Linked DNA regions of Homo sapiens: region 1 is linked to region 2. Evidence: read pairs that join two places in POLR2A ChIA-PET (ENCODE). Cell type or tissue: Caco-2. All regions are shown on one strand. Each heading gives the region's core, and the rest is flanking DNA. Links, peaks and the distances in the headings are about the cores only.

Evidence for each region. Peaks named below come from ENCODE experiments on the same cell type or tissue, not always from the same donor. Only the 100,000 strongest peaks of a DNase experiment are listed, where the experiment ranks them.
Region 1: POLR2A ChIA-PET joins it to region 2 with 9 read pairs; 2 of 35 experiments call an interaction of 5 or more read pairs at or near these places.

Annotation. Positions count from the first base shown.
Region 1 is chr9:89,644,769-89,651,987 of GRCh38, forward strand. All of the region lies in intron 1 of LINC03062 (long intergenic non-protein coding RNA 3062), which reads left to right. Among named protein-coding and RNA genes, the nearest start is that of LINC03062, 8.6 kb to the left of the region's middle. RefSeq lists an enhancer at 3,617-4,126. In Caco-2, for the core only: no CTCF peak of the experiment used is centred there; DNase peaks (open chromatin) are centred at 3,703 and 4,026.
Region 2 is chr9:89,989,979-89,997,197 of GRCh38, forward strand. No RefSeq gene overlaps it. Among named protein-coding and RNA genes, the nearest start is that of MIR4290, 30 kb to the right of the region's middle. In Caco-2, for the core only: no CTCF peak of the experiment used is centred there; a DNase peak (open chromatin) is centred at 4,303.

The DNA of each region.
Region 1 (7,219 bases), core at 937-5,936, 350 kb before region 2:
TGCTGGGGTCAAACACTGCTATGGTCTGATGGTGTCCCCCCTAAAATTCGTATTAAAATTCATATGATGAAATTCTAACCACCAAAGTGATGGTGTTAGGATGGTGTTAGGGCATTTCAGAGGTGATGAAGTCATGGGCGATGAAGCCCTTATTTATGGGATTACTACCATTGTGGAAGAGGCCACAGTGCTGCCTTCCCCCCTCTACCATGTGAAGACACAGTGAGAAGTCATGGTCTATGAAGAAGGGGCCCTCACCAGTCACTGAATCTACCATTGCCTTGCTGTGGGACTTCCCAGCCTCCAGAACTGTGAGAAATACATTTCTGTTTTTTAAGAACCACCTAGTCTATGGTATTTTGTAATAGCAGCCGAAATGGACTAACATAGCACTCTAAATAGAAAAATGGAGACTTCCTAGCTCTTAGCATCTTCTTACTCATTTACAGAAGAATAAAGTCATCAAGAGTCATTGATGCCAGCATTGCCCTGGAGGGACCAAGGGAACAGGAACTTGTTTTCCTTGTGTTTGCCTTTCCTCAAACCTATCCTGTAGCTGCATCTGATGGTCAGAGTGGTATCATCTTAACAGTTATGCCTAATTGTTTTCATAAATAATCATATTTAGTAGGAAAAGAATAGCTGAGTCAGAAAGTTTTATATAATAATGTCCTTTAGTTGACTGTGTTCTTGGAAACTCTGGTTGTTCAGAATTGCAGACAAAAATCCTATCTCACCGGGAAAGAGCCTAGGTCAAAATGAAATTCCACATTAGTGTTAAATTTGAAAACTTGAAGTGAACACAAGCATATTGTATTAGTCTGTTCTCACACTACTAATAAAGACATACCCAAGATTGGGTAATTTATAAAGGAAAGAGGTTTAATTGACTCACAGTTCCACATGGCTGGAGAGGCCTCACAATCATGGCAGAAGGTGAATGAGGAGCAGTCACATCTTACATAGCAGCAGGCAAGAAAGCATGCGCAGGGAAACTCCCCTTAATAAAACCATCAGATCTCATGAGACTTATTCACTATCACAAGAATAGCACGGGAAAGACCTGCCCTCATGATTTAATTACCTCCCATGATTCAATGTCCCTCTCACGACACTTGGGAATTATGGGAGCTACAATTCATGATGAGATTTGGGTGGGGACACTGTCAAACCATATCACTTATCATTGAATATTTTGTGTGTGTATTTCCAAAAAGGTACTAAATTGTCCCTCCCCCATGCATAAAAATGTAACTCCAGGTACTTTCACCTCCAGGCTGCATGAGCCTGCTTAGAATCAGACAACCCACGAACATCCTCCATGTTCAACTCCACACATCACAGGTGGCTTTCATTGACAGCCAACAACCACCATGCTTTATTGAAAAAATATAGGAAGAGAAACATGCAAAATGCCGCATGGTACACAAGGACTGGAATATGTTTTTAGAAACTCGTGCGTTTCTTATTAGAACATAACAAGTAGATTTTCGACTCCTTAAATAACTTTATTATGGATCTTCCTGTCAAAGAGGGAGTTTTAAATGGAGATATTGATAGGCTCAATTATTTCCATATGGTATTAGATTTTCCTTCATTGTAGACCTGGCTATGTGCTGTGGTCAGCACATTTGTACCTGCCTACCCTTAGATGGATTTTGCTAGATTTAGTGGCTACAAACACCCAATTTTCATGAGTAGATTAGGAGGCTCTTTGAAAAATAGGGCTAAAATCCCCTACAGATGGAATCCAAAAGCATGCTTGTGTATTTATTTTGAGCTACCAGGACAATCTTGGGTATGTCCTTCTATCTCTGCAGTGTACAGGCTTTGACTTAAAGTTTTTATTGCACAAACACCATGCTGTGGATGTTTGAGTCTGCAAAGGACAGAGCGGGAGCCCAGCTGTAGCAAGCTGCATTTTCATTCTGAATGTCTAGGAGATTAGAATTTAATGTAGTTCACAGGAGTTAAAGTTTTCTTCCAAATCCTTTGACATGTTGTGGATTGTGGATTCCAAGTTTATGATCATGTTTATTAGCGCCTTCTGCATTCGTGCGGCAGATTTGCCTGTGGGAGAATGCTTTGCCCTTTCTGGTGGATAGACTTGTTTTTCTGAGGCTTTGGGAGGCGGGGGTAGTGGTGATGATGCTGGAGAGGTTGTGTTGCCCCAACTTTTCTTCCTCCCTGTCTCCTCCCAAGATGTGGGAGTCATAAAACCTGAGTTAAACTGAGTAAAAATGCAAAACCTCACCGCCTAGGCAAGATGCCTCAGAGCAGAGGTCCTGAGACGTCATTGGGGTGGGCACCCACATGGACTGATTTCAGGGACACGTGTGGTGGGTTGTGGCTTTAAAACGTAGTCTGAATTCTGTGATACTCCTCCAGTTGAGAGATGGGGTCCCCTCCTCCAAGCCCTTCGCAGTTGGTAACCCCCTGACTCCACAGCAGCCGAGCACAGGGAGGGCGGGCTGAGGCCTGGCTTGGTCCATGGCTCTCGTGGCTCTGACCTGGGATCATCTCCTTGGTTAAAGCCTTGTCCTACTGGGAGGCCGAGGCTTCTATCTGTCATTAGGGGTATAAAGGTCAGGTGGACAGTTCTCGGATGAGGGAGGGAAGAGACATAGAAAGTCAGGAGGAGAGGGCACTGAGGAGAGAGCTGCCCACCCCAGACCCAGCCAAGCGTCCCCACCTAGGACTCCTTCTGCCTGTGCTTGTGGACAACACAGACAGACGGAGCTGCACGCCCCACAGCGTTTTCTTTTCCTGGGTGGCTCAGCTCCTGGAAGCTCATCCATCTCTTGTGTAAGGAGGAGGTCTGACAAATGCCTTTTGCTTGGGAACGTGTGAGTCTGTGTTTGCGATGCAAGCCTGGGGCCACTGCTGCTGTTGCAGGCTGTGAAACACGGAGTGGCTGCAGGGGTAGGGGCTTTGGAGCTTCCTCTAAGAAAAAGAAAGGCGCCGAGTTCAGGGCTCTGGGTGGCCTCCAGCTCAGTGTCTGCTTTCATGGGATATGGTAACATGGAGAGCAAGACTGTCTGTTTGGAAGAAGCGAGCAAACTGTCCCCACACGTGAGAGAAACCAGGAGACTCAATTCCAGTCACAGGGAAGTGACCTGTCATAGCCCTGAGTCTGAGAAGGCGTCCAGTCAGGGACACACCAAGGCAGAGCTTGGGTGTGAGACCAGAGCAGGATGGACTGTCCTGTGCAAACACAGGGATGGGAACAGAGCTCTTGCTGGGTGAGACTTCCTGATAGAAGCACCCGGGAGGCCCCTCTTTACATCGTTGGACCCTCCCCCTTGTCTGTGCTGTGGGTCCCTCATGCTGCACCTCTGTGAGTGTAGTTGCTGGTATGAAACTGTCTGGGTGGTGGAGTGTGGCTGCGGAGAGCTGGAGGGACAGTTTTGGGAGAGTCAGCGCTGGGGGCTACTTTCCTTGCTGTGTGGGACCCAGTGCCTGGAGCATCTCCTTGAAGCAAACTTTTAATAAAATTCTTTGTATGGTGAGCTAATCACTCCTTCCAAAATGAGTCTGGCCGGATGTTTCCCTTCTCTGTCTAGGAACGGAGGAGCACATGTCTCTGCTGCAATACCCACATGTTACCAAAAAAAAAAAAAAAAAAATCAAACAAACGTGGAACTGAGTTCATGACACTTAGGCCCGTGTGCTTAGGGCAAAGGTCCGGATGCCTGTCCTTGTCTTTGAAGTAGGTACACAGCACGATGGACTGATGAGTGGGTGGACAGATTTGAGATAAAGCAGGTATGGCAAAATGTTCATGGTGCATGCACGCTGTGGAGTTCAGGATGCAATTCTTTCCACTTTTCTAGATATTAGAAATGTTCATAGTGAAACACTGGGTGATCTCAGAGCTGTGAGGCCCCTTAGGGTCACCCACTCATGTCTCCATTCTGCACTGAGCACACTGTCAGAGCACAGTACTGGAGATGGGACACCTGCCCTTTGGAAGGTGCATGGTGTGTATTCTTGGGAAGGACACCCTGTGGTGGAGGACGGGCTGCCTCCTGCAGGGCAGTCAGCAGCTCTGGCCCCCAGGCACTGACTCCTGGGAGAAGCCCTCAGTCACTGAGACAGGGCCAGACAGGGCAGATGAGGCAGTGCCACCCCAGGTCGACAAGTGCTAGTCTAGGCCTGGAAGGCCCAGAAAGGGCAGCCTGCCCTGGGGAGGGTACACAGCATGGGAGTGGCTGCCGCAACGTAGAGTCTGGGAGCCTGAGCCCCTGGCTGGACTTTTTGTTCATTCTCTTTCTTCTTATAAAACCAAATGGTGCTTGAGTCAGTCATTTAGGGCATTGTAGCAATTCTCTGCTCTGGGTACCACTGAATGTACTGAAAATCACCATGGTCGTGCTTTCTCTCTTCAAGTTTACGGAACTATGGGGGAGGCGGGGCGGTGTGTGTTTGGAGTTGTTTTTCCAGGAACTGTGACAGGTCCTGCTGATTCACACACAACAGAGAAGTATCTGATAGGGCTGCCAGGTTTATGGATGCAGCCTGTGACCTTGGAACGATGTTTTTAAATCTAAAATTACTGATCTAAGTAGTATTAAACCTCAGACTCCACCTGTTCCTAGTCGGAGCTCACAATTAAAGTCAGTTGACCAGATTTACCATTTGTGGTTAAGTCACTGTCAAAGCCACACACTCCTTGGGGGAGTGGGGGTTGCACTGTGACTGCTCCAGTGGCCGAGAGGGCCTGAGCTCACTGTTTCCAATGTCAAGCCTGCGTTTCTGTGGGGCCCCAGCCATTCCTCCTCTACAGCAAGACCCAGCCCAACTCACAGGACATTCAGCTACTTTCCATTGAGAGATATTTTTTCTTTGGGGAAATTTCTTGCCTCATTTTGGATCAAACTTTTATTTTAAATTAGTGGTGAGCTCTAAGCATCTTGGAGATCAATGCAGGAAGCTTCCCCCTTTGTTCTTGATATTTTACATGTACACGAAGCAATGGAAGGTGAAGCCTGCCTGGGCTCAGAATGACTGTACAGATATGGCAGTGATTTTGCTGTGGCTGAGGGAGACCCTGGGGCACAACTGTTTCCCAAGTTACTGCCTCAGTTTACCTGAAGTGATTTTAATTTGGCTCTGGGTTTACTCATTTAGATGCACTAAGGAAAGGTTTGCTGCAATTTCTGGTTAAAATTGGCACATCGATTATGTGTGTTTTTCTACATTCCCTCTGAATCATCACAAAATTATAGTAAATGAATAGGAAAAGATATCAATCCAAAGGGATGTGGATACCAGCAGATCAGACGTGTCAACACAATTTTGGAAAATGGAAAGTACATGGCTTAGCTTAGTTAATACCTGTGTATTTAGTTAATACACAGGTATTAACTAAAACCTATGTACCAGCAAGTTTGTGTGTGTGTGTGTGTGTGTGAGAGAGAGGGGGGTGGTGGTATTGGTATAACAAAGAAGAAAACCTATGGTTGTTCCAGTTACTGTTGATGCACAACAAACTAGCCCAAATGAGAATACACAAAGATCATTTTATCATCCCCACAGATTCTGTGGGTCAGGAATTCAGACAGAGCAGAGCAGGGCTACCTTATGTCTGATCCACTGTGTCAGGAGCCCCTGCTGGGAATACTCAAAAGCTAGACTCAGCTAGAGCTGTCAACAGAGTATCTCCTCGTGGCCTCTTCATGTGGTGGGGCTTCCTCACAGCATGGTGGCTAAGTGCGCAGAGGGAACATTCCAAGTCTCTAGGTGACAGCTGCTTGGCCTTTTCTGACCTAGATGCAGATGTCACATTGCCCTTCTTTTAACCATAATCTGTTGTTTGAAGCAGTCACAAGCCTGCCAGATTGAAGGGTCCATAGACCCTTACCTCTCAATAGAAGAGCATCGAGAACTGTGGAACCATGTTTTACAGCTGCAACAATGGTCACACGGAACCCCAGGAGACTTGCAATCAGAAGCACCAAAGGCCAGGGTGTGGCACAGCCACCCTGCAGAAGGCAGGAGAGTTACTCCTTGGAGACACTGACCCAGGAGGCTCTGAACTTGGAGATTCCAGTCGGAGTTGAGGACACAGAACCTAGATGGAGAGCAGGTGAATTAAGTGAAAACCTGCTTTCTGAATAGTCAGATCCCTCCCACTCAGCCCTCCACTCAGTTTTGGGAATGTTGCCACCAGGATTATGCCCGTTACCCAGAATGTCAAAGGATTCTTCTTTGGTGAAACTGAGAAACCAAAGAAAAATGACCTATTAATTGGCATAAGACCACCAGGTACCCATCTGATAAACCTACAGTGAAGTGATCCTATGACAACCTCTGGTCATCCACACTGAGCTTCCAGCCAGCCGACTGGGGCCTTAATTAGTGAAAGAGATGGCCCTAGACACCTGAGCAGCTGGGGAAAGCCTCTGTTGGGAAGACACAAGCACGCAAACAAACAAAACAGCAACAAACAGAAAAAAGGAACTCAGGGAAAGAAGTACAATGCATTAGAAAAACAAAGACAACTCAAAGAAAATGCAAAAAAACAAAGAAATAGCCAATGGTGAGATGTTAAAAAGATAACTTTTAAGGTATGTGAAAGAGCTCTTAGAAAAGAAAAATATGTGGCCTAAGTAAAAAACTCAATAGGAGTTTGAGAAACGGTGTTGAGGAACTCTTCCAGAAAGTGGAACAGAAAAACAAAGGGATATACAAGAAGAAAATTCAAAGACTATTCAAGGAGATACATCTGATAAAAGAGGAGTTCCAGAAATAGAAAAGAGAGAGAGAGGAAATCATCACAGACATTTACCAAAATGGAAGGAGGGGGATTTTTTAGGCTGGAAGAAACATGAAGTGCTTAGCGCAATGGTGGACAAATCCCCCCAGCCCCACATCAATGCATATCATCATGAAACTCAGGATACCAGGGATAATGAGACGATATTAAAGGCATGTTGGGGTGGGGAGTGGGAAGAGGCAGGGAGGGAGAGAGAGAGACAGGGAGAGAGAATAGGTTATATGCAAAGGATTTAAGATGAACTTGACCTCAAACTCCTGCTCAGCAGCTACGGGAATCAAACACCAGTGGAAAGATGCCTTCCACATCCTGAGGCGAAATGATTTGCATACTAGAATCTCATACTCAGACAAACTTTCAGTAAGGTGCAAAGCTCAATGGGTAAATTTGCTGCTAGAAAACTTGACTGATTGCCTATGAAAGTGGCCACATTTTCCTTGG
Region 2 (7,219 bases), core at 1,439-6,438:
TGGCTCCCATGTGTACCTCTGGGCCTGACACCGTGCCCAGGAAACACAGTAAGGGACTATGGTATTTGGCCCATCAGGATGGCTGCTAAGATGCCCATGCAGAGGGAGACAGAGCTTCCGGGTTTGATGTGGGCACGGAAGTCTTTGTCTGGGTCTGCAGCCTGGGCAGCCCAGTCCAGCCCTCTGGGTGTACAAGGCAGCCATGTCTCTCCCCTTGGGGTCCTATGAGTTCCAGCACTGACCTCGACCTCCCCAAGAGGCTCCCCCAGACTCACACCCCTTCCCAGAATCAGGGATATCCCCAGTCTCCAGGCCAACCCCTCTGCCTCCATGTTTCCAAATTCTCCTCGTTCCCTGCCCTCCTTCCTGTCACTCTTGGGGAAAGAGGCTCTTGAACCACAAAGGGCCTCTCCTGAAGGCAGGTGGGCATGAAGAAAGGGGATGCCCACCCTCAGAGGGGGGCCTCTCCTTGTCCTCCTGTTCACTTGTGTGTAAGTGTTTTCCTGTGGGAGACGGGGACCACTTTCCAGACTAACAAAGGTTTCTGTGAACCAAGAAGATAGAGTGTGGAAGAGGCTTAAAAGTCTCTTTCAGAATCTCCACATCAGCATCTCCTGCTTAGACCTGTTCTTATTTCCATGGAGTATAGGTTATAAAGGATACAAGCTTAGAAAGTCAAAAGACAAAACAAAGACAGAATGAAAGGCAAAGTAGAAAGTGGAAAGATTGGATCTGAATGCAGGAGAAGAAAGGAAATGAGTACTGATTGGAGCAAATAGCCAATGCCTGGGTTTATTTGGCAACAACAGCATGACTGATAAGAGTCATGGTCAGAATGAAATCACTAGTGATTATTTGCCCTTTATACCAATAAGTTAAAATTACTATAGATTTTGCCATATCACAATGCTATAAAAAAGCAGATTATCACTTAAACAGACGTCTGATCTCTTGCATTCTGAAATCAGGGACCAAGTGGAGTTTGATAGTGAGTAATACATGCATATAAGTCCTCATAGAATTTTAGCAGTGGCCTCTAACTTGAAATTAAGACGTTTAAGTCTTCAAATATTAAAATCACTGCAGAGTCTAGTCACGGGGTATATCAGCCACAATTTCTAATCATTGTAATGCAATCGACAATTTGCTCTTCAGAAAACACCACCTCTCTGTTTTCTCATCTGCAACATGGGAGGCCCCATTAGCATTAATAATTTAATATGCGTCCGAGCTTGGAGGAGGCAGAGAGCCTATAGAGGCAGGCTTTGTTGTTGCTGCTCTTATAATAATGATGATTGTGTCTGAGGCGCCTGGGTGTGTGTGGACTCAGGGAGGTCACGTTCTGACGGGCTGACTCCCTGAAACTTTCCGCCTGGCACTGGTGCCTGCCCAGGGAATGGGTTGTGGAGTTCAGGCCTGTTTGGGTTTGTAGCATGTAATGATAGTTTCAGGGCAACTGGTGTTGTTGAATTTGGAGCTGGGTCTTGGGCGTTCACCATCTGATTAATTTGCCCATCTGACTCACTCACCTGCCAAGAGAGTCAAGAACCACGTCTGTAACAGGGGAAATTGGAATCACTTGTTTCAGGCAAATTTATCCAAAGGCCTTATTTTCTCAAAGTGCTACCTGCAGTTGCATTGGAAGAAAGCCCAGTGTGGCTCCTCTGAGTCAAGTGCTGCATCCTTTTTTTTTTTTTTTTCCTCCTGGGCTACTGTACTTCTTTGTAAAAAGAAGAAAATTAGTTAATGGAATGAGCTTGTTAACACATTGCACTAGGGCTGCAAGAAAAGTCATGGTTGAATCAAATAATGATCTTAAGCTTGTGCTCTTAGATGAGAGAGAAATACATTGAAAGAGGATGTGCTTGACCTCTGCAGACTGAGCCTGGCCAGGTCCCTGCCAGGAGCGTCACCTTCACCTGGCCCCTCACTAGCTGTCTGCTGTCTTCTTACAATGCTGGTGTGTCTGTAAGTGAAGTGTGGGAGTGTGCTCAGCTAGAGACCATTTTGACATAAAAGCATATGAAGTTGATGGAAAGTGCTGGATTCTTTGTGCTCAGGTCTACTGTGATCTGTAAAGCCCCCAGAGAATTCTGAGCTCAATTCTTTCCATCCCACCTGCACAATCTGATGTCTGGCTTTGCTGTGACCACAGGGCACAGATTTCCCTTTGTGAAAAGGGCTCCGCAGGAGGCAGCCAGGAGGGAGCTGAGCCAATGGGCAGTTGGGTCACATGTGTGAAGTAGGGGTGAGTGGATGTGAACAGTCCTGTAAATGGATGGTACCTGTGGATGGTGTCAGGTCACAGGAGGAACACAAAAGGGATAAAAGGGGGAAAGCACATTGAAAGGTGGAGGCTGAACTGGAGAAGGTCCTTTTAGCTGAAGCTGCCCGTACCCTGCCCATAGCCTCTGGCTCTTGGCCTGAGGGGTTTCTCTGGATGCTGGAGCCCTCAGATCCTGCACAGAGAAGGCCTGAAGTGCAGGGGAGTTAGTGCCCCCATCCCACATGAGAACAGGCTCCAGTCCATGAGTCATGAGAAGGGAGCTGGGAGCCCAAAGCCTAGGTCCCAAGCCGGCCATGGGAATGACTGGGACAGCTGAAGGTAACCTGCAATAATATGCCTTCCAGCCAGGGCTGTGCTGATCAAGGAGTCTCACTGGCTCTCCAGAAGAGCACAGAAGTCCTAATTTGTAGCCTTTGCTGACTTCCGTGATTCCAGTTCCCTCACTGACGGCAGAGTCGGGAGGAGGAGCCGTGATGCTGACATGCCACACCGGGTCAAGGTCAGCACCAAGCTGGAAGTTTTAATATAATGTGTTTAGTTGTAACTTTGTATAATTTAATTTTCAACAATAGACAACTTTCACAAACAGCTTAGAAAAATCCTGAAATTGTCCCAAGCGGGCTGGGCTCTGTGCTTCGTCCCTGCTCAGCAATTCCTCCCTCACTCAGGGCCCCAAGGGCCCCTCCTCCGTTAAGTGCTGTCTCCGACTGTTGCCTTCCCAGAGGGACTTTCAACAGTCTCTCAGTCGTGTGACCTACTTTGTCTACTGAAAGCCAGCAGGTGGTACAGATCCATCCTGCTCCACTCTCTGTTTCTCCTTCCCTGGAAACGAGTGGCACCTCTGGTCCTCACAAGGGCCACACTCAGCTCTAGCGGCTGCCTCACTGTCAGCTCCACGCAGCCCTCAGCCACCGGCTTCCAGTCATGGAGATCCACTGTAGCCTGCACCTGAGCCGTGCCCAGGGCTGGAGCACAGCAAGGGCTGGAGAGGGCATGAGTGTGAGCGTGTGTATGTGTGTATGTGCAGGTGTGTGTCTGTGTATGTATCTGTGACTGTGTGTGAGCAGGTATGTGTGAGTTATGAGGAAGTGTATGTGTGTAAGTGTGTATAAGGGTATGTATGTGTGTGGCATGTGTGCGTGTGTGATTGTGTATATGTGATTGTGTGTGAGGGTACATAAGGGTGTGTGTATTAGTGTGTATGAGGAATGTGTATATGGGGTGTGTGTGTCATTGTGTATACGTGAGTGTGTATGTGAGTGTGAGCATGAGTGTTAGAGTATATGCATTCGTGTGTATGGGTATGTTGTATATATGTTTGTGTGCATGTGGGATTGTGTGAGCATGAGTATGTGCCCATGAGTGTGTGTGTATGATTGTACATGGCTGTGTGCATGCATGTGTATAAGTATGAGTGTGTAGGTGTGTGTGTGTGAGTGTGTAAGGGAGTGTGTGAACATATGTATAAGAGTATGTATATGTGAGTGTGACCATGAATGTGTGAGAGTATATCCATGAGTGTGTATGGGTATGTGTGTGAGTATGAGTGAGTGATTGTGTGTATATGAGTACATGCATGAGGGTATGAGTGTGTCTGTGATTGGGGGTGTATGATTGTGTATGTGTGTGTGCATGCATGTGTATGAGAGTGTGCAAATGTGTATGTGTGTGTGGCCTCAGCACCTCTGCCTCCTTTCTTTAGCAATAGCACCCCACTTTTCTTGGGGTACATACCCCACATGATCCCTGCAAGCTGCCAGTCCAGATTGCCTGACACCCTGGGAGGCAGAGTCCTGACTCCTGCAGGGGAGCAGGAAATTCAAGGGCAGCAGTGGCAGAGGCCAAAGGGGAGTGTCCCTTACTTGAGCCACCTGTGTCACCAGGGCCCAGAGCGTCTTCATGTGATCCTCGAGCTCTCCTGAGATAGAAGCTTTCTAATGTCATTTTATAAATTCCTTTCCTGCTTAAGTCAGCTAGGGAGGCAGGCTGTTTGCAAATACGAGCTCTATTACATAACTGTCTTGTGAAGGGGCCCCTGCTGTTCCACTAGAATTGTGAAATTATTTCCTGATGGTGGCCTGACAGGGCAAAGGGCAGATTAGGTCTCGTCACTGTCGGGGAGGGGCAGAGGGCCAGGCTTGTGGCTAAGAGACAGAAACTGCAAGGACACTGTCTCAACAGGATTTCTCCCAAAATCCATGTATGGGATCAATCCAATAACCAGGGTAAGGATGACAGTTGTAGACAGATAGAGGAAAGAATCCCTGGAATCCAAGAAGCATGTGACACCTTATCTTGCTAACAAAAGCAATGCACCCTGACCACATACTGTGCACCAGGCCTGAGATACTACATTACTGAACCATCGCAGCACCTGGAAAATAGATTTTTAAAAGGCCCTTAGTATCTCCATGTCCAGTCAGTACCCCTCATTCAGAAGACCTCAGGTGCACAGAGGTTACACAGAAACACGCAGGTCAGTGGTGGAGCGGGGAATGAATGAGGACGGCCCCACTCCAGAGTAGCCAAGTCTGAATCTCTGGGGGAGGAGCCGGGAATCTGCATTCTAGCAATCACTCGCACAGCCCTTTATGCACCTGTCTGAAAACCACTGCCTTATGCAGAGAGCTGGATCAGTGTGCTGTGAAACACAGGTTGATTTCTGTGTTCTCTGCATCTGACTTCTGAGGGATCTGGTTAGAATACTAAGAAACATAAATGGTGGGCTCCATGGATCCGTCCTGCCCTGCATGCCTGGGAAAGTTCTCCCACAGCACAGGCTGTGGCCTCCCACAGAGCCGTCTCATCTGAACATTAGCCTCACAGGCTGCTTGGGTATGGGGAGAACTTGCTAGAATCCTCCTGGAACATGTGACCTGTTGTCCAGGATCCATAGCTACGGACTCCGCATCAGCTGTGGGAGCCGCTCAGTGTGAACCAGGCTCAAAGAACACTGCGTAGAGAGCTGCCCACGTTTGTTTACGCACGGTTTGTTGTGTTTCCAGAATGAAAGGAACAGGACATACAGGGTGGACAAAACCGACAGGGGCAGCTATGTCATTTCAGACGAAAACAAGCCTTTTCGGAAACATTCAAATACTAGATGATTATGGCTTTCCACGGACAATGTCTCTCTACTTCTGTCTGCAAACATCCCCAGGGACTGAAAGCATCTTGAAGCCTGCCTCCCCAGATTAGGGAGTCACTGACAGGGCAGAAGTCACATTTTGAATGTGTGTTTTATCGGCACTTCACAGAGGATGAGACAAAGGCACAGATATCTGACACTGCGGCTGTGCCTCCGTACCCCCGCTGTCAGTGACCGCCTCACCCTTCAGGATGGCCCCGTAGACTCACACACTACTGCTCCATTCTGCTTTGGTCTTGATGTTTTTGTTCTGTGTTTCATTTTCAGTGTCTTTGGCTGCTCTTGGGGTCTCCTCTTTCCCTCAGGCAGGGGCCGAAGGGCAGGCAGGGGGGTGTTGGGCCCAAGGGGGCCAGCTGGTGAGGACAGCCCCGCCTGCCCTGGTGGTCTCGCCTCTCCTCAGTGGGCTCATCACATTCACAGAGGTTCTTCGTGCCTCCCTCACTTTGTTGCCACAACAAGAAAGATTTCACTCCGTCTCTATTTTAAAGAGAGCTGGAGACATCAAGTGGCTGGCTGTGGTCACCCAGCCCCAACCCTGGGTCTCATTGGTGTAGGACCCCGTGTTTATCTTCCTGTCATTTCATCTTCCCCCTACTCCCGCCAACACCTTCTATTTAATCTTTCCCCCAGCTCTTCCTCCTTCTTGCACAACTGAGGTGCCTGTGAGGGGCTGGATGTGGGAGGTGGGTGACACCTCAAACAGTAATTTCCAGAAGCATTTTAGATGCAACCTCGGAGTCTTCAAAGGAGCACTGGGCAATTTTGCTTGGAGAGGGGGTGGAGGCGGGTAAAGGATCTCTGTATTTTCATCCCCTGGAACTGGCTGGAACTGGCTGGAACTGGCTGCCTGTTGGATGTCCCTGGAGGTGTGGCATCCTTTGCATGTCAACATCAGGATTTGGCTCTTGTCTCTGCCCCGGGCCTGACTCCCTGCTGCCAATGCCTGTGGTCTGGATGCACTTGCTGCGAATTGCCCAGGTGGCAGTGGTGGAGCAGAGTCTGCTGGGAGACACAGCAGGAAACATACAGCATCATGGGGTCCCAGGTGTGACGGCTGGGCATGGTGTATTTGTGAGAAGAGGCTCCAGACCTGGGGTCTGGGCTCTGGAGATGTGGGTGGGGCACAGGTGGCAGGAAAAGGATGGGTGAGCCCAGGTCCACCTGGCCTATGGAGGTCTTAACTTCCTAGACCTATCCAAACCTCTCTGTAGTGATAAATGCCATGGAAATGTTCTGGGGACTGCCGGGGAGTGGGATGGGAGGGTGGAGGGGGCTGTCTTCCACAGCCAAGAAGGAGACATAGTAGAGACCCTTGGATTCAGGCTTAAAGAATAACTAGGGGCATTGGCCTTCTTAGAGAGGACACAGGACTTTGTCTGACTTTGCACTTGTCTGGTGTCATTGCAAGTGGCAATTCTCAATTCTCAGTTCTCCAGTTATCCGGCGCCACCTGGGTGTCCAACAAGTTCATGCCATGAACACTGGAGGTGAAGGGCTCTGTCCTATGACTCTGCCCCACAGCAGACACCAGCCACAAGGCCCAAGGGTCATCCGGCTGTGAAATCAGGGGCTCCTATGACCTTCTCCCAGGCTTAATCCCTTGCTAGAATGAGTCACAGAATGCAGGGCAGCACTCTACTTACAATTATGGTTTTGTTATGAAAGATAAACTCAGGAGTGGCCAAATGCAAGAGAAGCATAGGAGAAGGTATTGGGGAAACAAGTGTGGAGTTTCCCTGTCCTCTCAGTGCACAGCTCCCCACTTCATGTGGATGCTTCTACCA